Regions from separate parts of the Homo sapiens genome. Here all the other regions are linked to region 1. The links are chromatin loops, found by intact Hi-C in ENCODE. Cell type or tissue: PC-3. All regions are shown on one strand. Region 1 overlaps KCNMA1 (potassium calcium-activated channel subfamily M alpha 1). Region 2 overlaps LRMDA (leucine rich melanocyte differentiation associated). Region 3 overlaps KCNMA1 (potassium calcium-activated channel subfamily M alpha 1). Region 4 has its middle 250 kb from the start of KCNMA1-AS1. Region 5 has its middle 230 kb from the start of KCNMA1-AS1. Region 6 has its middle 95 kb from the start of KCNMA1-AS1. Region 7 has its middle 130 kb from the start of KCNMA1-AS1.

Region 1 (4,000 bases):
TAAATGGCTGATTAACATGTAAACTCTGTTGACAATATGTTTCCATAGTTTATTAAGCATGTATCTCAAGGAAAAAGGTCTTTCATGAGAAGCTGAACCAGAGGCAAAAAAAAAAAAAAAAGTCTCAAGGCTAGAGATCTTCCTTTCTTCCTTCTTGTTCCTTTATACCTTCTTGAACAGAACCTTTGTTTCTGAACAGCCAACAGCCAATTCCTTTGACTGCTGGACAACTCTTGAATAGATTGATCTCAAATTGATCACTGCTTCTTCTGAAGGTAACACATTTGTTCCGTTGTTTCTGCTGACAGCACATGGTGGGCTCTGTAGTGGATCTGGGGGTGCTGATGTTTTCTCCTTCCATATGTCATTGGGTATTTGAGTCGGGGTAGGAAGCCATGGCAAACCCATTGCTTCTGTTCATCCACCTATGTTTCCTTATTGATTTGAATTTATCCCAAATAAATTTGGATATTTAAGGCAGGGTGTGCACCTTTAATTGTTCAGACCCTAGCCAATGGCCTAGACCTTATCTCACTGGACTAATACACAAGCTAACACTAGGAGTTATATCTAGGCAGGGTAAGCCCCCAACTCGAATCTTGACAGCCCTGAACCCCACCAGATTCCCCTTCACCCTTTGCATCTGTCCAGAATTGCTCCTGGAAACCCTGTCTCTCCAGAGTGAGTGGTAGCCAGCTGAGATGGGAGATGGGATGCCCATGGCCTATGCCTGAGACCCTCCTAGTCAAGCTCCCTGTCTGGATAACTGGAGACACTTCGTTCTCAAAGCAAGCATTGTGACATTTGGTTCTCTTCACACATGTGCCTTACCCAGCTTAGACAGATGGAAGAATTGAATGTAAAGAGATTCTACAGAATGTATTGGAAATAACAAAATTGTGTATGTGTGTTTTTAAAGGATACCCTTTTGGTTGCCGCATGAGTTATTTTGTTGTTGTTGTTGTTGTTAGAGATTAAATCTCAATAACTTTTTGGAATTAGAATGGGCTTCCCATCAGCTGAATGGGCTACACACTCGCCTCCTTTTCATAGCAATCCAAGAACTCCACTGCCTTCCTCACATCCCCTGCTATGTTATCAGCATGGTAGTTTTGCTTGAGATCAAATCAGGGCAACATAGGAACTGTCATTTTTCATTTACCGGGGCCCTTTGATCCCATTTGAGGTTTATTTGTTTCAAGTGAGAAACACAATCCCTATTGCATACATCTATTCTTTAGAGTACTTTTTTATTTTATTTTTTTATGTTAGAGATCAAATCAGAGTTGTAAGTAGTATGGTCATTAGTTATCACCACTAGATTTCACAGGCTACACTTTATTTCTGTTCTTACAAAATCACCAACCTTCTCTGTTGCATAATGATCACTTCCAGTGAAGCCACAATGTGCCTTTCTTGGGTACTTGGGTGTTAATTTATTTCACAGTTTCCTTTGCAGATGCAATCAGAGTCACCTATCACATTCCTGTTTCTGCTTTTTATTGTGTTCCTTTGCTATCGCGTTTGTGTGATCTTTTCCTGAAAAATGACAGGTAGTGTTTCTCTGCTCACTGTATCAGTGACATATTTTCCACAACTTCTCTATTGCTATTTTAAAAATATAACATTTTATAGATGTAATCTTAGTTGTTTGTAACTAGGTTTTGTTATAGGAGCAAATTTCCTAAATGGCATGTTGGTTTAGGTACATTTTTTAAAGAAAGGGAAAAATATTTTCTGCAAAATAGTTTCCTCTAAATTGTAAGTGAAGGAAAAGCTCTGTTAGTAAGATTATAATGCATTTTCCTGATTTCTTAGTACATCGAAATTCATGAACATTATTTTTATGTAAGTGATTAAGTTGTGGCTTTTAATAACACGTTGTTAGAGCAAAAAGAGCTATCCCTTTTGATTTACTTGTGTATTTACTGGGTGACTTACAGTGCTTTACATATTAGAATTGGTTTGTCAACAATTAACATTCTAGGTTTTTATATAACCCATACTTCAGGTAATATAGGATTATTAAACTACAACCAGTGTGTTAGAAATCTGCCTACTGGTAATACAATTCTTACGTATAACAGCAGCTGAGAAATACTGCTGTGTATTTATGCATAGATTGCAAGACAGATGGCCTGCAAGCCGCAGAAGGGCCTGACATGCAGGTCCACCAGCAGGTGGCGCTGCTTTTCTAGAAATAAACCCTCTACCTGGATTCTAGGTACTCTCCTCCTCCTCACTTTCTGCCTTTTCTCTTGCAGATTGTCTCCTTTATTTCTCTAAAATAAATATCTAAAACTGTTGTTGCTGTTGTTTGAAGAGATATACTTCCAGTACGACAATGCCCCTCAATTGCTAAGGTTTATTTGAAATCCAACTTGCCTGATGCAGTGCTTACTTGAAGCAAGTCCAAGTTAAATACATGTTACTGTTTTTAAAAGGTAACTACACACACAATACTGGATTCAGCACTGAGATTGGATTGCCTATGCTATCTGATTATTGTTATGTGGCAAGTTCCCATTTTAATCTAATATCTATTTACACAAATTAATCCCATAGGCTTCTATTCACCTCAGGATAATGAGGGGCATTTTTATTAAAGTGACTGATTGATATACTGAATTAATGTTTTATATAAAAATCACCTTAGTATGATGTTCTTTCATCAAGAGTTACTCTAGAATCCAGGCTGGGTGCAGTGGCTCACGTCTGTAACCCCAGAACTTTGGGAGGCTGAGGCGGGCAGATCACTTGAGGTTAGGAGTTTGAGACCAGCCTGGCCAACACGGTGAAACCCCGTCTCTACTAAAAATACAAACATTAGTCAGGTGCCTATAATCTCAGCTACTTTGGAGGCTGAGACACTAGAGTTGCTTGAACTGGGAGGTAGAGGTTGCAGTGAGCCAAGATTGCACCACTGCATTCCAGCCTGGGAGCCTGGGTGACAGAGCGAGACTCCGTCTCAAAAAAAAAAAGTAAATAATAATACTAATAAAAGAGTTGCTTTAGAATCCAAGTCATCCAAAGAATATTGCCTTTCTCTCGGGGCCAGAACTACATTTTGACAAACAGGATCAGAGTTTCTGTTAAGTTTTGTTCTGTTTTTTAGGAAGACTTTTCACAGAAAAGTTGATCAGCTCATCAACTAGGGCATCATAAATGAAGAGAGAAATCAAATGTGCAAGCAAAACTATTTTTAAAAATTATTTTGTCCACACATACCCAATTTTTCAACCGTTTTTTAAAAAAGACACAGCTATATCTTTTTACTGTTTTTTTTATGGTCTGCGGTATTCCTTTGTACAGAATATTTAGTGCAAACATTAGCTTATGTGGGAGAAAATGAATTTATTGAGGTTACAGAAGGGGAGAATTGAAATATGTCTCAGGATGACTCACTTATTTGTTTATGTTTTTCATTATTAAATTTTCTTCCTTTTTTTTTTTTTTTAAACAGTGTCTCACTGTGTCATCCAGGCTGGAGTGCAGTTGTGCGATCTTAGCTCACTGCAACCTCTGCCTCCCAGGTTCAAGTGATTCTCCTGCCTCAGCCTACCAAGTAGCTGGGACTACAGGCATATGCCACCATGCCCAGCTAATTTTTGTATTTTTAGAGACGGGGTTTTGCCATATTGGCCAGGCTGATCTTGAACTGACCTCAAGATATCCACCTGCCTCAGCCTCCCAAAGTGCTGGGATTACAAATGTGAGCCACCATTCCCAGCCCTTCATTATTAAATTTCTACCTATCAGGCCGTAAAGAACTTTGGAAGCATAGGCAGTATTTTACTCTTTGAATAGGATTTCTCTCTTTTGAGTTTTTAAACTTTTCTCAGGCATACTGCGCTAAGGGCTGCAAGTTGAGGATCTAGATAATGTAATGTATGTTCTTATTTAACTCACCCATGTGATTTTCACAGAGAACATCTTGAAATGTTATTGATTCAACAAAATCAAGGAGGAGAGGATTGGGGAAACATTTTCTTCTCAGTGA
Region 2 (4,000 bases), 950 kb after region 1:
TAGCCAACACCCAGTACCAACCTCCAGACATATGAGTGAGGTCATCTTAGACCATCCAGCCCCAGTTGAGCCTCCAGGTAGATGTGGCTGCATGACTGACCCAGAATAAGACTAGCAGAAGAACCATCCTGCTGAGCCCTGGCCAAACATCTGATCTATAGAATTGTAAATATTTGTTGTTTTAAGCCACTAAATGTTGGGGTGGATTATTATGCAGCAAAAGCTAATGTATAGAGGCCATATCTAAAGCATTTCATGGGGTGGCAATAACAATATGGAACCTAGAAATTGTTGGAAAGCCTGCAACATTCTCACAGTTAGGTAGGAGAGTCATTTAGCTGAAAAAGTGGCATCAGAAGTGCTGGGTTGAGAAGATAGCATGTGCTGTTATTGCCTGATTTTACCTACCTTTCTCTGTGACTTCTGAGTCAAGTAGATGGGGAAGATGATCTTCACAATCACATTAGTAGAGCAGAGGAGAAAAAAGGAAAGAAGTCTATTCAGAATATTCACTGATAAGAAAATGTGCTACAACAGCACCAGTGATATCACTGGTCAGGTTTACAGCCACACAGTGTCTTCTGCTTCGGTCCCTCCTAGGCCATTACCATTACTCCCTTAGCATTACTGCTACAGATTGGAAAAGTGGAGGCACAGAATAGGGAAAGGACTCAACCAAAGACAAAGAAAACCTCTCAGCACTCTGAAGCCAAGAGGCCTGCTTATCTCTGGTGACAGCAATACTGTGAATAAAACCATCGACCAGTCCAACATATTTCTTTAAAAATGAGAAAAAGAAGCTCACAGAAGATAACTTGTCCAAGGTCACACCGCTAAATATGATTAAGCTGAGACATGAACCAAAGTCCATGGACCCTAATATTCTACGGAGACCTGGGACACAGGACATGTCTAAAAATCCTTCTGTCCTTGATTTATTTGAGAATATTGGCCAACTGATCATCTAAGACAGCCTAGAAAGCCATAAGACTACAAAGTTTTTCAAAGAGTGATTGGGAAACTTGGTTGACTAACAGACATAAGAAGGGAAAATTCCACCAAAATTTCATTATGACAAAGACTGTGAATTTACATGTAGGCCCTCCCCTTCTACTTCTATCAAAGTGACAATAATGACCACAAGGAGCATATTTATAATACTATGGTCTGAATGTTTGTTCTTCCCTCAAATTCATATGTTGAAATTCTAATCCCCAAAATGATGGTATGTGGAGATGAGGCCTTTGGGAGGTGATTAGGTCATAAGGGTAGATCTCTCTGATGGGATCAGTGCCCCTATAAGGAGAGACTTGAAAAAGCTTGCTTCCTCTCTCTCTGCTATGTGATGATACAGTGAGAAAGTATCTTCACCAAGAAACCAACCCTGCTGGCATCCTGATCTCAAACCTCCAGCCTCCAGACTGTGAGAAATAAATGTTTGTTGTTTAAGCCACCTCATGTACGGTACTGTGCTGTAGCAGCAAGAGCTGACTGAGACAATATCTGAGAGAATAAAGAAAACATTAACTTATGGCTTGAAGTATAAACAGTAGCTAACAAATACTTCTGCAAATCATTCTTAAATGCTGGCATATGCATATGTGCCAAGCCTTACATGTATATCTGATTTTATTTTATACTCTAGAGGAAAATGCCTTGTCTCCTTTTCTATTTCTAACTTATTGTATGAATGTGAACAAGTGGTTTAACTACTCCAGGTCTCAAATGTTCCATCCAATAAAACAAAGCCATTGGACCACTGAGTCTGAAGCAACACAGTAGAATGCAGACATTGGACTTTGGACACAACACAGTTGACACTGAATCATCCAGGACCTAGCATCTTGCTAGTGTCTGGCTGTGTGCCTACACCTCACCTCTTTCTATGTCTAGGTAAATGGAAAAGACACACCCTTCTCACAGGGCTTGGTAAGGATGAATAACAACACACATAAAGAACCCAGCACCATGCCTCATTCCTAGGAGTGCTCAATAAGGAATAGCTAATGATAATGATGCATTCATCCCTCAAATATTTATTGAGCTTGTACTTGGTGCCAGGCACTATTCTTAGTGTGAAGAACAGAGGAGTTAACAAAACCAAGGAAACTCCCTGTCCCATCGAGCTGGCATTCTAGTGCCGGGTAATCCACTACACTAACAATGCAGGAGCTACGGGCCTTAGGTTGCAGCAAGGGTTCCCTGTTTCCATCCCCACTACAGAATCCAGAGCAGTTAGTGCCCGTAAGTCTCACCCTAGGCTGACTAGGTCCTTGCCTCCATAGAGGAGGCCATACACTGTCGTGGGTCCCCTAGGCCTCTCATCACCAGAGCATGGTATCCCCCAGTGAGGGCATAGCCAGGCCTGGGCTTCACATGTCTCTGCCACCTTAGCTCCTTTCCCTCACCAAAACGGTTCCCCAAGCCTGCCCCAGAGCCTTCCAGAAACCTCCCAGGAGAGGAAGTTTGCTTGGCGGCATTACCCGGGACTTCCCACCAGAGGTCGCCCTCCCACACAAGCCCAAGCAAACAGACTGGGCTTCGCTGCCTCTGCAGCGGTGACATTATTTTCTTTCTCTATTTTTATCTATTAAAAAGATTTCTTCACAGCCATAACTTAGATCTCTACACTAAAATGGAGCAACAGGAAGATATAATGGTGCGTTTCATTTATGAATGACCTATAATAAATTACTCTGAAGTGTCCCGAGTGCCAGAAGACAGAATGCTTTGTCTGCCCACGAACTGTATTTCACATACTTTAATTTAGCTGACACGTAAAACTCATTTGACATTTTGCAGGTATTTGTGCAGGGTGGGGTTGGGGGACGACTGTGGGGCTGGGTGGGGAGTGGGGGCAGCGGGCAGAGGAAAGGATATTCGGTTCTTGTTGAGGGTTAAGGTATGCAGTCTGGGTAACCCTGGCAACACAAGGTCGTCCCCCAGCTGATTGTTGTCCAAGATGAGTTCCTCCAGGCTCCTGAATGCGCTCAGTCCTTCCAGTGACCTGCAATGACAAAGGCAACAGGAAAAATGATCCTGCACTAAATCAGGGAGGCCATTATGAGCCGAAATAAATATTTTAACCTTCCCTTTCAGGACTGGGAATAGTTTGGGCTTGGTGCCTGTCAGCAAAGTGAATGACAAGAATTAGTAGCAGGAGTCGGGGCGGGGGCGGCGGGGGAGAAGGGGCCGCTGGCACCCACCGCATCCTTCACGCATTGCCAACATGAAGGATGAGGGTCACTTAGTGAGTAGCCAGGATCCAAAACAAAGGGCTTCAGATACGGCCTGCAGGATAAATTTGTCAATGTCTTGTGCCTTCAGGCACCCAGCCTCGGCTGACCCTAACCTCCATTCCCAAGATAAATAACTCTGTCACAGTTCACCTTCATTCCCTGGACACAAATTCAAGTTGTCATCCATCATTCCTGCCCAGAAATATCATACCCTCTTACAATAATAAATATAACTTCAAGTATCATTTCTTAGCAGTTCTCTGTACAGTCGCGGGGGAAACGACAGGGAAGGCTTCCTTTCTCTCCGTTCACATCCTTTGACTTTTTTTTTTCCTCTGCCTTTTTTCTTTACTAATCACTTAATTTGCTTCTGCCCAGCGTCCCAGTGGCTGCCCCAAAGGCAAGGCATCTGCAGAATTACATAATCACTCCGATCTGAGAGGGCTTTTTCTTTTATTATTTCTTTTTATTTGTTTTTGCTGCGGGTGGGGAGACGGGGGTTGGGAGAATTGCTGCTTCAAAGCTCCTGGCCTGAAGTTACTGTTTTAATTTATGGAAAGTGGATTTCTCACTTAATTTTTGAAAGAAGTGTAGAGTGCAACCCTGTAGATGTTGAGGCAGTAAATAAAAAGGCAACAGAAAGAATTAAGTACCCGGCTCCAGGAAAAAAAAAAAAAAACAGCAGAAAGGGAAAAATAGCCTTGCTTATACACATCGCTGAAAGTTAACTCTTAATTTTATGGGCTCTCATGAGTGTTGGG
Region 3 (4,000 bases), 130 kb before region 1:
AGTTCGAGATCAGCCTGGCCAACATGGTGAAACTCCATCTCTACTAAAAATACAAAAATTAGCTGGGCGTGGTGGCGGGTGCCTGTAATCCCAGCTACTCGGGAGGCTAAGGCAGGAGAATTGCTTGAACCTGGCAGGCAGAGGTTGCAGTGAGCCAAGACCGTGCCACTGCACTCCAGCCTGGGTGACAGAGTCAGACCTCGTCTCAAAAAATAAAAAATAAAATAAAAATAAATAAGTAAATAAACAGGATCCAGAATATAGAACATTATAGAAGACAACCTAGGTTCACACAAAATTTAATGTCATTACAAAGGAGTGGTGTCAATTATACATTAGAAGGGACTGAAGCTGGGATTGGCAAACTATAGCCCATGCCGGCTGCCTGTTTTTGTAAATAAAGTTTTATTGGAACAAAGCCATATCTATTCCTGTACATGATGTCCAAAAGCTGCTCTGAAGCCACAGTGACAGAGTTGAGTATTTGTGACAATGTCTATATGGCCTGTAAAGCCTAAAATATTTACTCTCTGTCCTTGTTTCCTGACAGTTGGATTTAAGCCACCTAACAGCCAAATGCAGTGCATGAAACTTGGGTCTGGGGGGAAAATAAAAAAAAATCAATAAACATAATTTTGGGGCAACTGGAGATATTTAAATAAGGTCTGCATATTAAATAGCATTACTGAATTTTTATGTTTTAATTTTCTGAGGCGTGCAATGGTATTGTGATTATGCTGTGCAATGCCCTTCTTCTTAGGAGTTGGGTGCTAAAGTATTTAGGGCTTGTGCCATGATGTCTCTGATTTATTGGTAAATGGTTTAGCAAATATATATATATATATATGTACATGGCAAGAAGAAGAGAAGAAAAAAGGGCGGGGGGGATAAGAGAAAAAGCATGTAGGGAGATAAAGCACCCGTGGTAAAATGTTAATAATTGGTCAGTCTAAATGAAGAGCGTACAAGTGTTCATTATACTGTTCTTTCCACTTTTCTGTAGATTTGAAGAGTTTTTTAAATAAAAGTTAATTTTTACCAAAGTTAAATTTGTTCCTCTAGGCTCTGTCCTGACCTTCATCCCAGCAGCTTCCTCCACCTTCCAGAATTCCCTTATAATGGAGAAATGGTTGGGAGTTAGATGTGGCAGCCTCTCCTGCTAAGCGGGTGCTGTTACCCTGTAAGGCAGCCCCAGCAGGGCCTTCCCTTGGTAACGTGGGGATTTTGCTTGTTGTCTCTTGCACAGTAATTCCATCAAGCTGGTGAATCTGCTCTCCATATTTATCAGCACGTGGCTGACTGCAGCCGGGTTCATCCATTTGGTGAGTAACCTTGAAGACCCTTCTGCTCTCGCTTGCCTGCAACAAGACCCTCTCTGAGTCATTTTATTACCTAAAATTTATCTTGCTGGAAATTAACTTCACCTCGGTTGTAGACAGGAAGATGGGAAGCAACCACACAATTGTCTGGGTTTCCAACCTTTTTACCCCAAACTAGTTCCAAATGGTGAGTAATGTTTGCACTATTAACCTGCATTTTTCAGTTCATTGCTCATTGGTATTGTCATGGGGGCTTTGGTAGATTTTCCTTCTGTCTGCAATAACTATAGTAAGCCACAAGATGGCAGTGCTTCCTAAGCAAACACCTGGAAAAGGTCTGGGGACAAGGTTGGAAGTTGGACCCACACCTCCTAGTAAACAACAAATTCAGATCCCTCAATTTCTTTCCACTTCCGCCTTACGAAAAGCCACCTTTGATTATTTTGTCTGATTTGTACCTCAAAAATGTTCATTCTTTTTCATTAGTGACTCTTTGAAAGCCTTGTATTAAGTCAAGCCCCTCACACCACCCGAAGGCAGACTTTCCCCCTGCTTTTAGAGAGCACAGCCATTGTGGGAAGTGTGTTTCATGCAAACATAGACTGTTACAACTGGAAGGAGCCTCGTCTAGCTCTGAGACTTTGGATAAAGTTGACCACCAGTGGCTGAGCCTCTATTTGCATAAGGGATAGAAGGACGCGCTTAGCTACCCACACTTGGGATTTAGGTAATTATCACCCAAAGGAAGACAGGCCTGGGATGGCAGTGGTTGGGGCATGGGGCCTCACGTAGTCACCAGATCTAGAGTCTCCTGCCCAGCCCTTAATGCTGATGGGATTCATGGCCAAAATCAACCTTAATCACCCTAATTCTTGCTGTAACCAAGCACGAAGCACCCAAATCACATATGTGGAGGAGATAGTTGTCTTTAATAAGATGATGACCCCACCTTACTACGGGTATTAGTGAAGTCCCTTCAGGTTCACCAGGAAACTTTTGTGAAAATGGCACATTGAGGACAAACTGATGTGTGAAAGAGGCCAGGCCCTGGAAACATTTTGCAGAGGCAGAGGTGGAGGCCTGGGGGCCACCGTCTACAGGCCCTGTGGGTGGATCACAGGCATATTTGAGTAAAATTGGGCCCGCAGCTCCCTCTCTCCTGAGAGTATCTAAAGTACCTTTCCTGCCCACCTACTAGCCTTGTTGGCAGATCAAATATGATGGAAGGACAGGAAAGTGGGGAAACTGCAGTCTCGGGCCAAAGCTCTCCAAATCCAGCCACACCCATTTGTTGAAGTTTTGCCTCTGCAGAGTTGAACAGGACCTGTGTCGCCCACAAAACTGAAAAAGTTTGCCAGCCCTTGATCTAACGGGCTGTGCCAGTGCAAGCTGTTCTCATGAGCTCACTTTCCATGCCCCTGTGAAGATTCCAGCAGCCTCAAGGCTGGGACCACCATTGCCAATTTGCAAAGGAGGGAGAGCAGGGCCAGATTCCAGAGATGCTGTTTGAATCAGAAATAAGCAGGGCCCATATATACTCTTTGGATAAACTGATGGAAGGAGGCAGCCCCCTACGGAAGTGTTTAGAATTTCTGTGGGAGAGGCAGATCCAGGCCATCTGGGCCTTAGAAACCCATTGAGGAAGGTCAGGGACGGAATCTCTGGCTCTTTCCTTGAAGAGAGTGCTCTAAAACCTGGCCAGAGGCAATGCCCTGAATTTTAGCTGGCTTCCCACATTTTACCAGAAGAAGAGAAAAGGCCTAGAGATATTTCCCTTCTTGCTTTCCCTCTCTGTCTCAATCAGCCAGGAAGACATCTCCTGCAGCTGCTTCTCCACTTTCTCTGTGTCCTGCTCAGGAGCTCTGCATCCTGACTCACAGAACTCAGCCCGGGAACCACACATCTCGTGTGGAGAGTGGTGTGCAGTAGCAAGTGGCCTTCGAGAGTGCCGAGCTTCCGCGTTTATTGCATGTATACACTTCAATAGCATGTTTTTCTTTTTTCTCCCCTGTCCCATTTGCTTTAGGTGGAGAATTCAGGGGACCCATGGGAAAATTTCCAAAACAACCAGGCTCTCACCTACTGGGAATGTGTCTATTTACTCATGGTCACAATGTCCACCGTTGGTTATGGGGATGTTTATGCAAAAACCACACTTGGGCGCCTCTTCATGGTCTTCTTCATCCTCGGGGGACTGGTAAAAAAAAATCTTTATTATGATGTTGATTTTGATGGCTGTTAATATTTTCCATGATACATTTCCTTAAAGCTTTGTATTTTAGACTGTATTCTGCACTAGAAGCAAGCCTTAACGTTACAATCAGGCTAAGTAAATCCAAACACGATGGTGACTTTTCTGCATAATTCTTGGTGTATTACACTTGTCCCATAGATCCAGGCACATTGCCCTTGTCGGGGACAGCCATTTAGCCAGGAGCAAACCTAATTGTCTTAAGAAAAGTGATGCTGTTAATAAGGGAGAGTGTCTACCCCTTAGCAATGTAACTCAGCATCTGGTATGCTACAAGGACAGTGGCTGTCACCTGCCTCTGGTAGAAGCTGTCGATACTTTGTAGAGACAGTTTGCGGTTTCAAGAGCTCTCCCTTCCCCTTTATGTTCCTCCCCTAACTTCCAACAAACACTGTGGCTGGGGCCTGCCCTAAAGAGAAGGGTCCCTACA
Region 4 (4,000 bases), 350 kb after region 1:
CTGAAATCTGCAGTGGTGTTGAGAGCCCATCTGTCCTGCTGCAAAGGCCCAAGGAGGAAGAAGTTCCCAAGAGAGGTTCCAGATGTCTCAAATGAATCCAAAATCCAATCAGATGACCTAGGACTGTCATCCAACTCAAGCAATAAAGAAACCAGTAATCACAGATGACTGCCTGCCAGGTGCTTCGTGCATTTTACACAGTATTTTCAACATGGGCTTTAAAGTCAGAAAATGAGTTGGAATTCCAGCTATGATCATTTTTAGTTGTGACTTTGGTAAGAGTTTCAAACACAGTATCTTCTACTAGTATTATTATTGCTACTACCCTCCAACTGTTCCTTTTACTACGGTGATGACTGTCTCATTGAATGCTACATAATTCTCCCTAAAACCTTATGAAGTAGATATATATATCCACTATATCAAGAAAAGAAAATAAATAAACAAAAAGCAAAATTAAGTCTAAGAATTATTAGTTTGTTTAAGGTTGTAGCAAGTAAGTAGTGGAACTAGAATTTGAATCTAAGTTTGTTTGTCCAAAACCTATATGCTGATCCAGTAATTCATAGTACCTATAGGGGTGGACAAGAATCCAGTTCCTTTAGACCTAAGGAAAAGAGAGGTAGGAGGATGGCTTCCCAAGACCTTAAACAGCAGAAAAAACTCTCAGCACAGCAATGAGGATGGGGAGAGTGACTCTGGAAACTATCTCAGACACTATCCAAAGAGACCAACCCAGCCCTAAAGGCTGTTCCTATGCCACACACGCCTACTGTTTGCTTAACCACTAATCTTGCCTTGGCCCTTCCTCCTCAAGCAAAGTTTGGCTTGTACAGATCATGGTTGGAGCATCTTCTCAGGGCTGCCATGGGGACCTACATCTCCAGTGCAGCCACATGGTCCAAGATGGTTACTGTTTAAAACATGCAGTCCTAGTCTTTTATGTCACTGAGATGTTTCAGAAATTCTGATGTTTCTGTGTCCAGAACAGTGTTAGGCTGACTCTCACAGCTAGAAATAGTTGAAAAAAATTGTGCATATTTTTAATTTGGAAAATACAGCTGCTAGAGTTGGACCCTTCTCTAGCTGAGCTGCATTGTTGCTGTCATCAGGAGAGGGAACTCAGAGCCCAGCATCCTGAGGCTGGGAGTAGCCACACCAAGAAAGCCCCTTGGGGACCATGAATAATAACAACAAGGAGATCCTTCCTATTTGTTCCTTCCTATTTCCTGGTGTCAAGTGATACCACTTGACACCAGAGCCTCGTAAACTCCTTGTGAGGAGACTCATTCCTTTACTGATGAGAAAGAGAATACCCAAAGGGAGGGGAAGGGGTTCCATATCTCACGGGCAAGTGCTTTACCTGGGCTGGCACTGGTGGGTGGAGGTGGGTTATTTTTTTCTCATTTCTAAGTGAGGAAATTCAGGTTCACAGAGTTGAAGTAATTTTCCCAGGGTCATCCAGTTTCCACACAGCCACCTGGATCAAAGGCTTCAAGCTCTTTCCATGGGTCCACGCTGCCTTTCTCTCCCGGACCATGAAGCTCCATGACCCCAAGCTAAACAACCCACATCAAGGGATGGGGGCCCTGAGCCCTCCCTGCAGAGAAGTCAAATGCTTGGGTAGACCACGAAGGTGTTCGTGTTTGGGAGGATGTTTTTAAAATCCAGACTGTATTGAGGAGTTCCCATTCAAAAGATGAGAGTGCGGTTTCACTTATGAAAGCCCTCCGCTGTATCTGCAGCATCTGTGAGGGAGCAAATGTGAGAGTGGATCCACCCCATGTTAGCACAAACATGTCTGGAGGTCTTGCCTTCAGAGAGTAGCCAGGGTTTCTCACTTAATCACTGTCATTTCCCCAATGCACAGAGATCTGAGACTTGAGCCTTATTTCTCTGCGGAAAATCTATCTCAAACACAGTCCCCGACTTGGGGCAAATGAACTTTTGCAATGGGAAAGAATTGTACCATTTTATGCAATTCTTCTGTGTGCTCAATGCTTTTTTATTTTATCTTCATAACAACTCTGTGAAGTAAGCACTTTCATTTTCTCATTTTATAAAAGGGAAAACTGAGGATCGAAGTTACCCAGCATCCCTTAATAGGAAAATGGCCCGTCTGGAATTCAAACATGGGTTCTTCTGGATCTACAGCATTGCATTTGAGCACCCCAGTAACTTTCAGAAGGGCTCCCTGGAGTAGGTTGCAGCTGCAGCCTAGGCATTATTGAACTTTCTGCAAACACTTGTTCCATTTCTATTTCGGACAGAGGGTGAGAGGATATTGCCATAACTTCAGCCCTTAGAGGGGTAGTTTGGGTTTGTAGGACTAGTGTTTGTATTCATCTACCTTCCTACTTCCTGACTGTCATTTGCTGGAGAACCAGGAAATATACCTGCTGTTACTGCCATGGCATCACCCAGGTCCAGGAGAGGGCAGTATTGAGAGATGCCACCTTGTGCCCAGCCCACAGTGGAAAGGAAGAGGTGCTCTCTGGATGGTATAATTTATCATGCCCCACCACCTCCTCTGCCATCATGCCTAGGCTATGGCATTCTGCAGGATCCAAGAGGAAGGAGTATAAGCCGTAGAGACTCAGCTGGACGCTTTCCCAAGTGATGAGCGGAACCCAAATGGGACCAACAAATAGCACCGCACCAGGAGCCCAGTCAAACTCCCTCAAATGCAAAGACCCTTTGTTCTCTTGAAAACTTGCCTTTGTTGGTGAGGTTGCTATCGTTGTGGTCTGGGTAGGGGTGGGGGGAGGAAAATGCCGACATCTCCGGTTTTTAATATGGTAAATGTCAGTGTTTATGCCTGCACGGGGCTGGCCTAATTATCCCGTGTCCTCTAAAATCTTCCGCTGTAATTACCACTCACCGCAGTGACACCTACTGCTAAAGGGAGAGCCGTCAGCGGCAGCTCAGAGCCAGAGCACACTCAGCAAACTGCAAGCAACACCGGCAGCTGTTTCTGGTTTTGAAACGGTGGGAGCTTCATGAGCCATTTTGCCTGGTCCCTCTGGAGTAAATGACACCATGGTTGAAAAGTTGGAAATGTTTGTCAGGCCTGGAACAAAGCTGTGAATGAATACTACAGTAATTTGCTTTCCCACAATCCCCTCCTTTCTCTAAACAAGCCACAGAGGCAACTGATGGGTTAGAGTAACAAAAAAAAAGAAAAGAAAAGAGAGAGAGACTATTAGCACCAGTGGTATCTGGTATGTCATTGCTATTATGGGTATAATAGCCTTTGTGTTATCTACATATGTACTGTAATGCACAGAGAACTAGCTGAAGAGTTGAGACAGCTGAAGAGAATAGCTTTTTAGTAAAACGCTATGTTTAAGAGACTGATCCTCCTTTGGAAAAAAAAAAAATGCCCATTAGCACACATGGGCAGTACTGAATTGTGGTTGCAGTGTAGAGGGAATAGTTGGCCCAGCTTCTATGCCTGCAACTGTACAGAAGGAGGAGGAGAACAAGAAGAGGAAGGAGAAGGAGAAGGGGGAAAAATCAATAAATTCAGTGTAAGCAAAGTCACAGCAACCTTTAAAATAATAAGACAAATCCATTTATTTCACAAATGTCTTCATTTCCAAATGCCATTGTTTGGGGCACTGTGCTGTCATTGTCCATGACATTTTCAAAAACTTGGCTCTTAATCATTTAGGTGTAGCTGGAGTTCTCCTGCAACAGCCAAGTTAAAAGATTATACATTCACCCCACTGCTCTGGCAGGGAAGAACAACTTTAACAGCCTTATCCTGTGGGGTGAAGGAGGGAGGCTGGTGGTGGGGGAAGAGGCTTGGAGAAAGACAAGGCTTAAATATGGACAGAAAAGCTCAGCTGTATTGCTATATACAATGAAAAGTAATTACAGAGAAAAATGAAAGCTGTTTCTTGCTGTTAGCAGGAAGAATAAGAGAATTCTGTACCTTTTTAAAGCTCTGAGTCCATTTTGATGTAATTGGTTCTGGAATTATTTATGACATTAATTG
Region 5 (4,000 bases), 320 kb after region 1:
ACCCTTTAAGTGAAGATTTATTCCTGACTTGTCTATTCTATTTAATTGGTCTACACATTTCCACTATGCCAGTATTATGCTGTTTTGATTACTGTAGCTTTGTAACAAGTTTTGAAATTAGGAAATGTGAGAACTCCAACTTTGTCCTTTTTCAGGATCACTTTCGCTATTTGGGATCCCTTGAGATTCTGTATGAATTTTAAGATGAATGTTTTTGTTTCTCCGAAAACTGCCACTGGAGTTTTGATAGAGATTGCGTTAAATCTGTAGATTTAATGGGAATACTTACCATTAAAATATGGACTTAATGGGTAATATGTATCACGGATAGTATTTACATCTTAAAATACTCAGCCGTTTAATCCATGAACACAGGATAACTTTCCATTTGTTTGCATCTTCTTTAATTTCTTTCATCAAGGTGTTGAAGTTTTCAGTGTACAAGTCTTTTGCTTCCTTAGTTAAGTTTATTCTGAAGCATTCATTCTTTTTGATGTTATTGTAAATGGAATCATTTTCTTTTTGAATTGTTAGTGAATAAAAATGCAAGTGATTGTTGCATGTTGATTTTATATTCTGCAACTTTGCTGAATTTGTCTATTAGTTCTAACAAGTTTCTCTGTGTTTATGTAAAGGCTAATATGTAGGGTTTCTTTTATATCTTTTAAAAAATCATATACATTTCTTATTTTGGAGAAGTTCATTACATTTTTCAGTGGCTAATTTTTATTGGTGGCATGCAACACAAATACTTTTCACACAATATGGCTTGTCTTTCATTTTCTTTATGGTGTCCTTGGAGGAATACAAATACTTATTTTAATGTACTTGAATTTAGCTCTTTTAATTGGCAACTTTTGAGTTTTAAGCTATAATTTGCTAGCTCAGTTTAATCAAGGTATTCTCTTATATATACTTCCTTATTTCAATTGTTTAATGTTTACATTTAACTACTTACTCCATCTGGAATTGATTAAGTGTGTGGTATGTAGTAGGTATTTAATTTAATTTATTTATTTACTTACTTATTTAATAAGTAGAGCCACCTGCCCCATCATTTACTTACTCCAATGATGTGACATGCCCTTCTCTGGCACATATAAGGTGTTTATAGATGTATGGGATTCTGTCTGGAACTTTTATTTGGCTCCAAATTAACTTTTTCTGCAAAATAGGAATATTATCTTAACTATTTGGTTTTAAATTAAGTCTTGATATCTAGTAGGGAATGTTTCCTCATCCTATTCATCTTCTGTAAGAATGTCTTGGCTAACTAGGGACATTTGCTCTTTCATATATACGTTTTAAAATCAGTTTATCAAATTTCATTAAAAACTCAGTTGGAATTGCATTGAATTTACAATTCAATTTTAGGAGAACTGGTGTCTTTAAGATTTTAAGTCTTTCAACTTGTTATTGAGGAATGCTCTTAATTTATTTAAATGTCTTTAACAACTTCAGTACATGTATTGACAGTTCTCCATGAAGGAATTGCATATTTGTTAAATTTATTCCTAAGTATTTTCTGTTATTATAAAGAGTATCTTTTAATTTAAATTACATCTTCTAAATATTTATTATTGATATCATGAGATGCAATTGGCTTTTGTTTATTGATATTATATCCAGCCACCTTGGAAAGCTCACATTAATTTTTATAATTTATATTTAGATTCTCTTGAGTTTTCAGTGTAGGTAATTATATCATCTGTGTCTATGTTTTCTTTCATGCCATCCTTATACCTTTTACTTCTTAGCCTTTTCCTGTTGCACCAGCTAGAATCTCCATTACAATGTTTAATAAAAGTGATGATAGTGGAACTCCCCTTTCCCCCTTGACATATAAGGGAATAATACTAACTTTACTATTATGTGCTATATTTGCTGTAGCTTTTTGTTGAATACCTTTTGTAAAGTTAAGGAGGGACACTGCTATTAGTAAGATTTTTTTGTTTGTTCATTTTGTCATGTTTTTATTTCCTTTATGTTAATAGTTGTTGAATTTTATCAAATTATTTTTCTGTTAACTATTGGAATAACTTTTTCTAATTGTATATTTAATCTTCTTAATGTTTGGCATTACATTTATAGGTACTTGGGTTTTAAACAATCCTTCTATTTCATCTTTCCATAAGCCAAAATTTATCATGATGTATATCTTTTTTTATAAACTGCTGGCTTCAAATTAGAGTTTTGTTTAGAATTTTTAAAAATTGCCTATCCGTTATCTTTCTTACATTTTCCTTATCTGGGTTTACTCCAAGTTTATATTGACATCCTTTTCTATTCTCAAGAAGGTGTTGTATGTTGCAAAAAAACTATTTTTTGAAAATTTAGTAATACTTATTTGGGTCTTACCTTCTTTTGGTGATTGATTAACTATCTTAATTGCTATAAGAGTATTGTCTTTGTTTTTAAGTCAATTTTGGTATGTTATATTTTCAAACAATTTATCTGTTTCATCTAAGTTTTCAAATTGACATATGCTTGTTCACAGTAGTCAGGTTTTTATCACATGCTGAATCAATAATTAGGTCTCCTTTTTGTTCTAATCATCAGAAGTTTGATTATTTTATTACTCTTTTCAAAGCACCAACTTTTGGCTTTATTCATCTTGTATCATGTATTTTTTCAACTTCATAGATTTTTACTCTTATCTTTATTGCCCTACATCTACTATCTTTGAGCTTATTTTATCTTTTTTTTTTTTTTTGCAGGAGACCGGAGTTTTATTATTATTATTATTATTATTTTATTTATTTATTATTATTATACTTTAAGTTTTAGGGTACATGTGCACAATGTGCAGGTTAGTTACGTATGTATACATGTGCCATGCTGGTGTGCTGCACCCACTAACTCGTCATCTAGCATTAGGTATGTCTCCCAATGCTCTCCCTCCCCACTCCCCCCACCCCACAACAGTCCCCAGAGTGTGATGTTCCCCTTCCTGTGTCCATGTGTTCTCATTGTTCAATTCCCACCTATGAGTGAGAATATGCGGTGTTTGGTTTTTTGTTCTTGCGATAGTTTACTGAGAATGATGATTTCCAATTTCATCCATGTCCCTACAAAGGACATGAACTCATCATTTTTTATGGCTGCATAGTATTCCATGGTGTATATGTGCCACATTTTCTTAATCCAGTCTATCATTGTTGGACATTTGGGTTGGTTCCAAGTCTTTGCTATTGTGAATAATGCCGCAATAAACATACATGTGCATGTGTCTTTAAAGCAGCATGATTTATAGTCCTTTGGGTATATACCCAGTAATGGGATGGCTGGGTCAAATGGTATTTCTAGTTCTAGATCCCTGAGGAATCGCCACACTGACTTCCACAATGGTTGAACTAGTTTACAGTCCCACCAACATTCTTGAGTTGAATGATTACAACTGTAGTTTTCTAAATCTTAACCAGAATGCTTATAACACCAATTATACACATTTCTTCCTTTAAGCATTTATGGCTATACATTTCCCTTAAAGTTCTATTTCTGCTATATCCCACAACTTTTGAGATAATCCTCAGTTTTAAGTATATTTAAATTTCTATTATAATTTCCTCTTTGCCCCATCCAATAATTAGACATATGTATTTTTAATTTCCAGAAATATGAATCTTTAATAATTTTTGGTATTAATTTCTACCATAATTTTATTACACTCAGAAAACATTATATGCATATTATCATTCCTGAAAATTTGTGGGTATCTGATTTGTGGCCTATGTGATTAGTTTCTGTAATTGTCCTCTGTGAACTTAAGATGAATGGGTATTCTCTAATTGTTGAATGTAGGGTTGTGCCTATGTCCATTAAAATAGCTTGTTGATAATGCTTTTCAATTCTTCTTTATTTTTACCAAGTTTTTGTTTTTGCTGTTTCTAGCAGCAATTGAGAGACATGTATATGAACTTTCTAATGTGATAGTAGATTTGTGTATTTCACCCTATTGATATTTTCTTTATATATATTTGAGGCTTTATATTTTAGAGTT
Region 6 (4,000 bases), 190 kb after region 1:
ATTGACAATGTCACACTAGTTTCCTTCTGGTAATATTTGCATTTTTTCCCCAAAATTGTTATATTTAACTTTTCTGCATCTTTTTGTGTCATTAACTTATAACTGGATTAGGTCCCCGCTCCATTCAGTTAGATAGTACCTGTTTTTAATAAGTACATTTAATCTGTCCCTACTTATTTTGACTACTGAGGTGTTAGGACTTTTCTGCCATCTTATTTTGCCTTTCTTTTTCCTATATTTCTTTCTTTTGTCTTGTTTACCTTGTTCCCTGCCTCTGTCAGTCCCTCTTTCCTTACTGAAAATAATGTGCTATTGAAAAATCATAATTAAGTGTATTTGTTAACATTTTAGGAATGGAAATACAATTCTAAAGTTATTTTTATATTATTTCCTGAACATAGAAATTAATTATCATGCTTTTAACTACCCATTAACACATTTATTTACCTAACCACCTCCTTTCAAGCTCTCAGTTTGATCTAAGAGAACTTAAAACACACAAAAGCAAACCCAAAAGACTTAAAAATGATTACTAATATATTAAGTAGACTAACTTTTCTAACAACAGTAAAATAAAACTAGAAATAAATATAAAAGACAGTAAAGAACAAATATAAATTTGGAAATAAGCAATCAGGCCTTTAACACTTGGATTAAAGGAAAAGCTACAATAAAATATATACACAAGTAGAACAGAATTACAATGGCAATATTGTAAAAGCTTCTAAGATGCAGCTAATGTATTCCTCAAGGTAAACTTATGTCCAATTTATCTTTTATAAAGATATTTATAATAAAAAGATAACTGAAAATAAAAGAGTTATTCCTATAACGATGTAAGGAAAGACAAAACAAAATAAAGGTGTACATTGAAGTAAGTTAAATGAAGGGCAAAATAAAGCTAGAAGCAGAAAATGAAAACAAACAAACAAAAAACAAGTGAAAAAATAAAAGAATGACAATGCACATAACAAACTGAAAAGCTTTTTAAGGGAAAAAAGATCAATAAAATAGATTTTTATCCTATATTATATAGATCAGGGAGACAGAAATAAAATAAACAATACTGGTAATGGAAAAGAAGGCTAATGTATAGACACTACAAATAAAAAATTGTTTAAAATGCTATGAATAATTATGATAAATTTGGAAAATTAGATGAAGTGGACAATGTTTGAGAACATTACTGATTGCTTAGAAAACAACTTGAAGATTTGGATAAACAATAACCATTAAAAATCAATTTTAAAAGTCTCTCTTTTCCAAACAACAACAAAATAATTTTATAGGAAAGTTTGTTATGCTTCAAGAAATATATATGATATAAATTGTTTCAGAGAATAGAAGATGGAACACAGTCCAGCTCACTCTCTTAAATTAGCGCAACTTTGACAATATACTCTGACAAGTAAATAAAATTAGAGATCACTTTCACCTGTAAATATAGATTCAAGAATCCTATATATAATATGATTAATTATATGTCAGCACTGTATTAAGTACATATAATATAAAGTAGCAAATGAAATAGTATGAATGTATATTTATAAAGAAAATATATATGTAGCTGTATATGGTTTATATGCTTATTTACTTATGAAAACTATGCAAGCATAGTTTATTATGAAACAAAACTATGCATTTCACATATGGTAATATGGTAACATTGTATTACTATGAAATACATTAAATAAATGTTATATTTATGGATTACATAATTAATATATATTTTAATATATTTATTAAATAATGTTTATAAAGGTGTTAAATATTAAAATGTTTATTAATATATATTTATTCTATATGTGTATTAAACCAAGCAAGGATGATTTAATATCAGAAAATCCACTTATATAAGCCATGAGACTAAAAGAGTAAAGAGAAGGAAATATGATCATTTTAATAAACAGAAAAGGAATTTAATGCAATGTAACTCTCATTATGGAATTTACAAAAGGTAAAGATCTTATCAGAGATCTTTGCAAAATGAAGGAGTTTGGCTCAGTGGCTCAGGCCTGTAATCCCACACTTTGGGAAGCTGAGATGGGAGATCACTTGAGGACAAGAGTTGTAGACTAGCCTAAGCAACACAGTGTGACCTTGTCTGTACAAAAAATAAAAAAAAAAAAAAATAGCTGGGCATGTTGTCATGTACCTGTAGTCCCAGCTCCTCACCAGGCTGAGGTGGGAGAATCCCTTGAGCCCAGGAGTTCAAGGTTGTAGTGAGCCATAATCATACCACTGCACTCTAGCCTGGGCAAAGACACTGTCTCTAAAATAAAATAAAATAAAATGAAAAACAAAATGAAGGAACCCTTCCTTAACTTGATAAAATATTATTTCTCAAAAACTGACTGAAAACAGCATACCTAGTGGTGAAACTTTAGAAACCTTTAAAACCTTTAAAGTTTGATGCACAATGAACATTTCAGCTATTACTGCTTCTATTTAACATTTTATTAGAGCTCCTCACCAATGGAGTAAGAGAAGAAGAAGAAGAAAAACTACAAATGTTGGAAAGAAAGGAAACAAACTCTTTTGCAAGAATGTTATATTCTATATTAAGAAATCCAAGAGAATCTGCAAAGTATTAGAAACAATAAGATTACTAGATAGAAGACCAACATACAAAATTTGTAATATTTCTATATGCTAGAAATAACCAATTAAAAATGTAATTTAAAAAATATAATTTCTCACCACAATAGAAGTCTTAGAACATCATAGATAAATAAGTTTTAGTAGTAAACTTAAAAAATATCTAAATAAGTAGAGAGATGTAACATGCATATTGGTGAAAAGTTTCAATATCCCTAAATTTTTCTTTTTCTCTAAATTTATGTATCCATTAAATGCAGTTTCCTTCAATATGTGTGAGGGAAAAGAACTCCCATTAATTCTAGAAAACAGATAACAAATAAAATCATCAAGAATGCTTGCTGTAAATGTAGTTCAAATGCCAAAATAGACCAGTGTCTAAAATACTTTTCTGGAAGGAAGCATCGAATTTTCATGACATGATAATGTTACCACCAAGCAATGGGGTGCTTCCCAATGTGCATAGAAGCCAAAACTATGGCACTGTTTTGTTTTGATTGTTTGTTTTATAGAAAACAAAGGCTTTATTATGAGGTCCACTGTTAAGGAGACAGGAGGCAATGTTCAAATCTGTCTTCCTGATTTGAGGTTTGGGCAAATTTTATGGGTTAGGGAGGGCAGGTTGGTATGTGGAAGCATTGATAGGACAGGCTTTGATTGGAAGGACCTCAAACAAGACAATTTGTGGTAAGGCATGGAAAGGGGTCTTATTACCGGACATTCCTAGACAATGGACCCCTCTCTTTCAAAAGTATTCCAGCATTTGCATTCTGGCCATGCCTCAATCTTTTGGTTTCATGGGGTGGGGGCTGAGATTCGTACAGATATCAGACAAATCATACTGATAGTGTAATCTCCAGGGAGGGAATAAGGGAGACTAGGATTCAGGTTAGGTACTGAAGGGGTTTCAGATGTACCTGTAGTATTTTATTCCTTTTTTTTAAAAAAAAAAAAAAAAGCTTAAAGCAAAAATAGCAAAACATTCAGATTTGCTATATCTTATCATATAGATAGTAGGTACATACGTGTTCATTATATTATTTTCTACTTTTCTAAATGTGTGAAATTTTCATAGTAATAAAAATATGAAAAGCAAAAGTTAATTGCAAAACTTCATACTCTGAGTTAATTTTGTTTAAAATAATTGTGTGTGTGTGTGTGTGTGTGTGTGTGTGTGTGTTACTTTGCTAGGATTGCCATAACAAATACCACAGGCTGGGTAGCTTAAATGAAGAATTTTTTTTCATATTTTTGGAAGCTAGAAGTCTGAGATCAAGATCAGCAGGGTTGTTTCTTCTAAAGCTTCTCCTTGGCTTGTAGATGGCCATCTGCTCCCTATGTCATCATAGGGTCTTTCCTCTGTTTGCATCTGTGTCTTAATCTCTTCTTATAAAGAAACTAG
Region 7 (4,000 bases), 220 kb after region 1:
ATGGATGAAGGTTAAATTGTACAAATTTTCTGGCCTATATGTCATGTTGCTCCTACGATTTTCTCTGGTCTTATCTCAAATTGCTTTCTCCTTTGCTCTCTGTTCCAGGGTAAGGAAATATTTTTTAAGTTGGTGTCATATAGATTTTCCATATTCCTCGAAAGCACTCAGACTTCCCCATCTGCTCTCCCTCTGACTTTATCCTCCTCCTTTTCATTTCTCTCCTCTTTCCCCTCTTCTCCTCCCTTTCCCCTCTCTCTTCCTCCTCCTTCTCTATTTTCCTTGCTCCTTCCCTTCTTCCATGTTTATACCTCTTCTCCCCTTCCGTTCTTCCTCCTCCTCTCCCTTTTCCTCTATGTCATCTCCTGCATGCCACTTAGTTAAGCCTTACTCATCCTTGAAATCGCAAATCAAACATCACCTAATCAATATAGTCTCCTTACTCTAAAAGGGTCACGTTATCTGGTTATTTGCTCTCGTAACACCTTGTAACTTTTCCTTGGAACACGAGTCACAATCGGAACTTATATATTTACAATTATTTGATTAGCATTTTCTCCCTCATAGGATTACATGAACTATGTTATTTTTAGCCATCACTGAATCCCCAGTGTCTAGCAAGGTGCCAGGAAGTAAATTGATACATGTTTGTTGATGTCTTGACAGCTGACTTTCCAAAAAGCCACTGGAATAAAGCTAAGCTTACTAAACCTACTGCAGTAATGGAGAATGCCAACTTAACAGAGTCTTAGTCATGTCTCAGAGAGAGTGGTCATGGGTAGAAATCTTTAGGGTTTAGAGATCTGGGCTCCAGTGATTTAAGGGAGGTATTTCAGTATAAGGATTTCACCGGGAGTGACTAAATCTTATGATGTAATAGTTTAAAATAGGTGATAATAAATAAAACAGTGGGACAAGGACCTTTAAGCAAGTCTTGGCAAGTAAAAGTAGTTTGATTCACAAGCTATTTGCACACACAGGCAATCTATTGTTTTGACAAGGGATCTGTTTGTCCATATGTACAAGTTAATTATCTATATTACTTAGTTCTTAGAAATTTTCTGAAACTACAGGTGAAATTATGTATTGGTTTACAGCCTTGTCTTAATGGGCAACAATTTCCTGGAAGAAGGAGTGAAATCATATTGATATAGCTGGCTTCAGTTCTCAGTCCTGAGAATTCAGCTTTGTGGCAGCAGGAGGTCTCAGTTTTCAGATGAATAAATAGAATGCCATTCTGGTAGTATATAGTGAAGTGCTTAAAAATGTTTTTACAATATTTCCTAGAAGTTCCTTCCTAAGAGTCTATCATAAAAATCAGATATACAAAGTTTTATGTGCAATGTTTGGAAGTGTCTCTGTGGGAAATTAAGGTGACCGTTGAGAAGCAAGATGACTCAGTACTTGAGAGAAAAGAAGGGATTTTCTCTCCTTGGGAGAGCTTAAGGAGGGAGAAGTGGAGGTGAGATGAAAAAGTTGTCAATAAATTCTCAATTTTGCTTTTGATCCACTTGTGGAAACCATGTTCAATATCTATTGAGGGTTTCTCCTCTTCTCGCTCAAACCTGGTCACATGTTTCTAAGAAACACACATATATAACTCAAGCTCCAGAAAAGCATACAATTAAAGCTGTGACTACAGTCAGTAAATGAATGGTAGACATGTTGATCTCACCTCATGTCAGAGTAACAATCTCCTGGTGAGACTCCAAGGTGGAGAAAATGCTGCAAATTCCATGTGGTGCCAAGGCTAAGGTTTTCTTCTGAATATCTAGAGCTCTTTATCTGATTCTTCTTTATCATAACAATGCATATAAAGTCAAAATACACTCACTTCCTTTGGTCTTTTTTGTAAAAAGAATTTTTTTTTTTTTTTGGACTGAAGTCTGTGACACTGAGTATGTGGGAACTGAGACCCTAGAAGGTTGGCAAGATTATAAGAGAGTGAGTTGTGGTTCTAACACTGAATAGCTCCTTAATGGCTGGGCTTATATCCCAAGATATTTTCCAAATATAATTCCTAAGATTAGGCGAATTGCCAGATGATAATAGAAGAGGGCAACGTTTGTTTTTCGAAAAGGTAAAAGTATGACAAACTATACATCTGAGATTTTTTTTTTGATCAGTGTTACAGTGTGAAATAATACAAGCTGGTTTATGAGTACTGAGGTGGAAAAGCAGGTCCCACCAGGATGCAAGATAGGGTCATTAGGAAAAAAAATAATGACCGACAAACCCTATTTACTGTTCTTGGTATTGTTTGTAGATTAAGAATTTGTAGATAAATTGTACCTGGATTTTCCCATGGCATTTGACCAAGTTTTCAAAATCCCTTTGTGGACAAGTATCGAGCAGGGACCCTCCCTCAGTAAGGTGACAAGTACCTAGCTGAAGGATTGTATTCAAAGGTACGGATTAATGTATTAGTTTCGATCTGCAAGAAGATGTCTAGTTATGCATATTCAGAATAGCTCTGAACCAGCAAGGGCTATTCATAATGAAATATAATCTTATATTAAGTAGTGCTAACATCTCAATAAACCAAGGTTATATTTGGGGTCAATTAAAATATTGTATGTCCTGCAATAGAAAATCTCTAAATGTCTCCTCTCTCACAATCTTTTCAAAACTCATGAGACTTGCTGTTTTAATGATGATAGATTTGACATTTTAATGATGATGCTGCTAATAATGCTGATGATACTTTCATTTGGGTTACCTGAGTAAACAGCTTCTGGGTCAAAATGTACAGTTTTGTTGAGTTATTTAAACAGAACATATAGGTTCTTATTCTCATATTACATGTCAGTTTCAAATATACTTTAGCCAATGATTATTAACTTCAACCAATGGAAAAACAAGGCTCAATATTAAAGAACTCTTCAGTAAATGAAGAAAGTAGATAAGCTGAAGCTAATTCTAGAAGAATTAGTCAAAGTATATGAACATAGGAAAGACATGAATATTATATTGCTGCATCTCATTAAAAGAGTCATTTACCTAGCACATATAATTGTGATTGTATCATTCTAGTCACCACCTGGACCATGTTAGGGAGTCTGGCTATTAATGTGTAGATGATAATTCATAAATAATAAGGTTATAGATGTCAATTACTTAGTACTTACAGATGCATAAATCTCATAATGCATGTGGTAGCCAGATAAAAAATAGAATGTCCTGTGCAATACCACAATATCATATATTCTACAAGAGTTATGGGAAAATGTATTTTATAATTATTTATTCAGCAGGTATTTATATATTCTCTCGTGTGGTCCCAACATTCATCTAGGTACCAGGGATATAGTAGAGAACAAGATACATGAATAAAAGGAAATAAATGGGGAACAATAGATTGAATAAATGAAATAAAGCAGAGTGATGTATGAGAGATTGCATGGTGGTGGTGAGGGGATACTTTGAGTCAATGAAGAGGTGCCCTATGACTTGATTCCTGAATCATCTGGCAAAATCAGCCAGCCATGTGGTGATGAGGGCAGAAAGTTCCAGGCACAGAAAGGGAGAGGAAAAGCCCAGGAGTGAGAATGAGCATGGTGTGTTCTACGAATCAAAGAAGACTTTCATAGCTGGAGTGTTATAAAAGGGTTAGAATGAATCTGATTGAGATTGAGAAGGGGAAAAGGGCCAGTTCACCTGGTGACTGCAGCCCAAGGGCAAGACATTGTACTTCAGTCTAAGCAAAATGACAAGCCGTTGGAAGGTTTTAGGTGAAGGAGCAATATTTCCTCATTTGTTTTTAAAAGGGTACCTATTGGGTGTTGAAGATATCGTGGAGTGTATATGAGTAAGCATGGAAGCAGGGATGTGAGTTAGAAAACTACTGCATTAGTCCAGGCAAGAATGAGGTTAACTTGCACTAGGGAGGAAGCTAAAAGACAAAGAGGATTCTTTCAGGACATATTTTGAAGGTAGAGCTAAGAAAACTCAATAAGCTATGGATGAAGTGAAGTATCATGAAAGTGGAGGAAATCCAGCC

Evidence for each region. Hi-C counts contacts between places; a loop is a spot of excess contacts. Peaks named below come from ENCODE experiments on the same cell type or tissue, not always from the same donor. Only the 100,000 strongest peaks of a DNase experiment are listed, where the experiment ranks them.
Region 2: a loop joins it to region 1, with 11 times the contacts of the local background. A loop is called at or near these places in 12 of 110 quality-filtered maps.
Region 3: it touches region 1 in a loop (6-fold over the local background); 13 of 110 quality-filtered maps call a loop at or near these places.
Region 4: it touches region 1 in a loop (15-fold over the local background); 10 of 110 quality-filtered maps call a loop at or near these places.
Region 5: a loop joins it to region 1, with 4 times the contacts of the local background. A loop is called at or near these places in 3 of 110 quality-filtered maps.
Region 6: it touches region 1 in a loop (11-fold over the local background); 3 of 110 quality-filtered maps call a loop at or near these places.
Region 7: it touches region 1 in a loop (4-fold over the local background); 8 of 110 quality-filtered maps call a loop at or near these places.

What each region holds. Positions count from the first base shown.
Region 1 is chr10:76,983,183-76,987,182 of GRCh38, reverse strand. All of the region lies in intron 19 of KCNMA1 (potassium calcium-activated channel subfamily M alpha 1), which reads left to right. Among named protein-coding and RNA genes, the nearest start is that of KCNMA1-AS1, 97 kb to the right of the region's middle. In PC-3, a CTCF peak has its summit at 2,171 (motif pointing right); DNase peaks (open chromatin) are centred at 2,172 and 2,892; H3K27ac peaks cover 293 bases.
Region 2 is chr10:76,035,015-76,039,014 of GRCh38, reverse strand. It overlaps LRMDA (leucine rich melanocyte differentiation associated), which reads right to left. Exons shown (of 7, transcript NM_001305581.2): 3 at 2,881-3,007. Among named protein-coding and RNA genes, the nearest start is that of MIR606, 480 kb to the right of the region's middle. RefSeq lists an enhancer at 884-4,000. In PC-3, no CTCF peak of the experiment used is centred here; DNase peaks (open chromatin) are centred at 1,894 and 2,484; H3K4me3 peaks cover 320 bases; H3K27ac peaks cover 373 bases; H3K27me3 peaks cover 978 bases.
Region 3 is chr10:77,109,689-77,113,688 of GRCh38, reverse strand. It overlaps KCNMA1 (potassium calcium-activated channel subfamily M alpha 1), which reads left to right. Exons shown (of 28, transcript NM_001161352.2): 7 at 1,247-1,322; 8 at 3,346-3,516. Among named protein-coding and RNA genes, the nearest start is that of KCNMA1-AS2, 29 kb to the left of the region's middle. In PC-3, a CTCF peak has its summit at 1,624 (motif pointing right); a DNase peak (open chromatin) is centred at 1,568; H3K4me3 peaks cover 410 bases; H3K27ac peaks cover 773 bases.
Region 4 is chr10:76,631,302-76,635,301 of GRCh38, reverse strand. No RefSeq gene overlaps it. Among named protein-coding and RNA genes, the nearest start is that of KCNMA1-AS1, 250 kb to the left of the region's middle. RefSeq lists an enhancer at 3,185-4,000. In PC-3, a CTCF peak has its summit at 2,438 (motif pointing right); a DNase peak (open chromatin) is centred at 2,421.
Region 5 is chr10:76,660,089-76,664,088 of GRCh38, reverse strand. No RefSeq gene overlaps it. Among named protein-coding and RNA genes, the nearest start is that of KCNMA1-AS1, 230 kb to the left of the region's middle. In PC-3, no CTCF peak of the experiment used is centred here; no DNase peak of the experiment used is centred here; H3K27me3 peaks cover 503 bases.
Region 6 is chr10:76,791,449-76,795,448 of GRCh38, reverse strand. No RefSeq gene overlaps it. Among named protein-coding and RNA genes, the nearest start is that of KCNMA1-AS1, 95 kb to the left of the region's middle. In PC-3, a CTCF peak has its summit at 2,371; no DNase peak of the experiment used is centred here; H3K27me3 peaks cover 2,003 bases.
Region 7 is chr10:76,760,321-76,764,320 of GRCh38, reverse strand. No RefSeq gene overlaps it. Among named protein-coding and RNA genes, the nearest start is that of KCNMA1-AS1, 130 kb to the left of the region's middle. In PC-3, no CTCF peak of the experiment used is centred here; no DNase peak of the experiment used is centred here; H3K27me3 peaks cover 3,605 bases.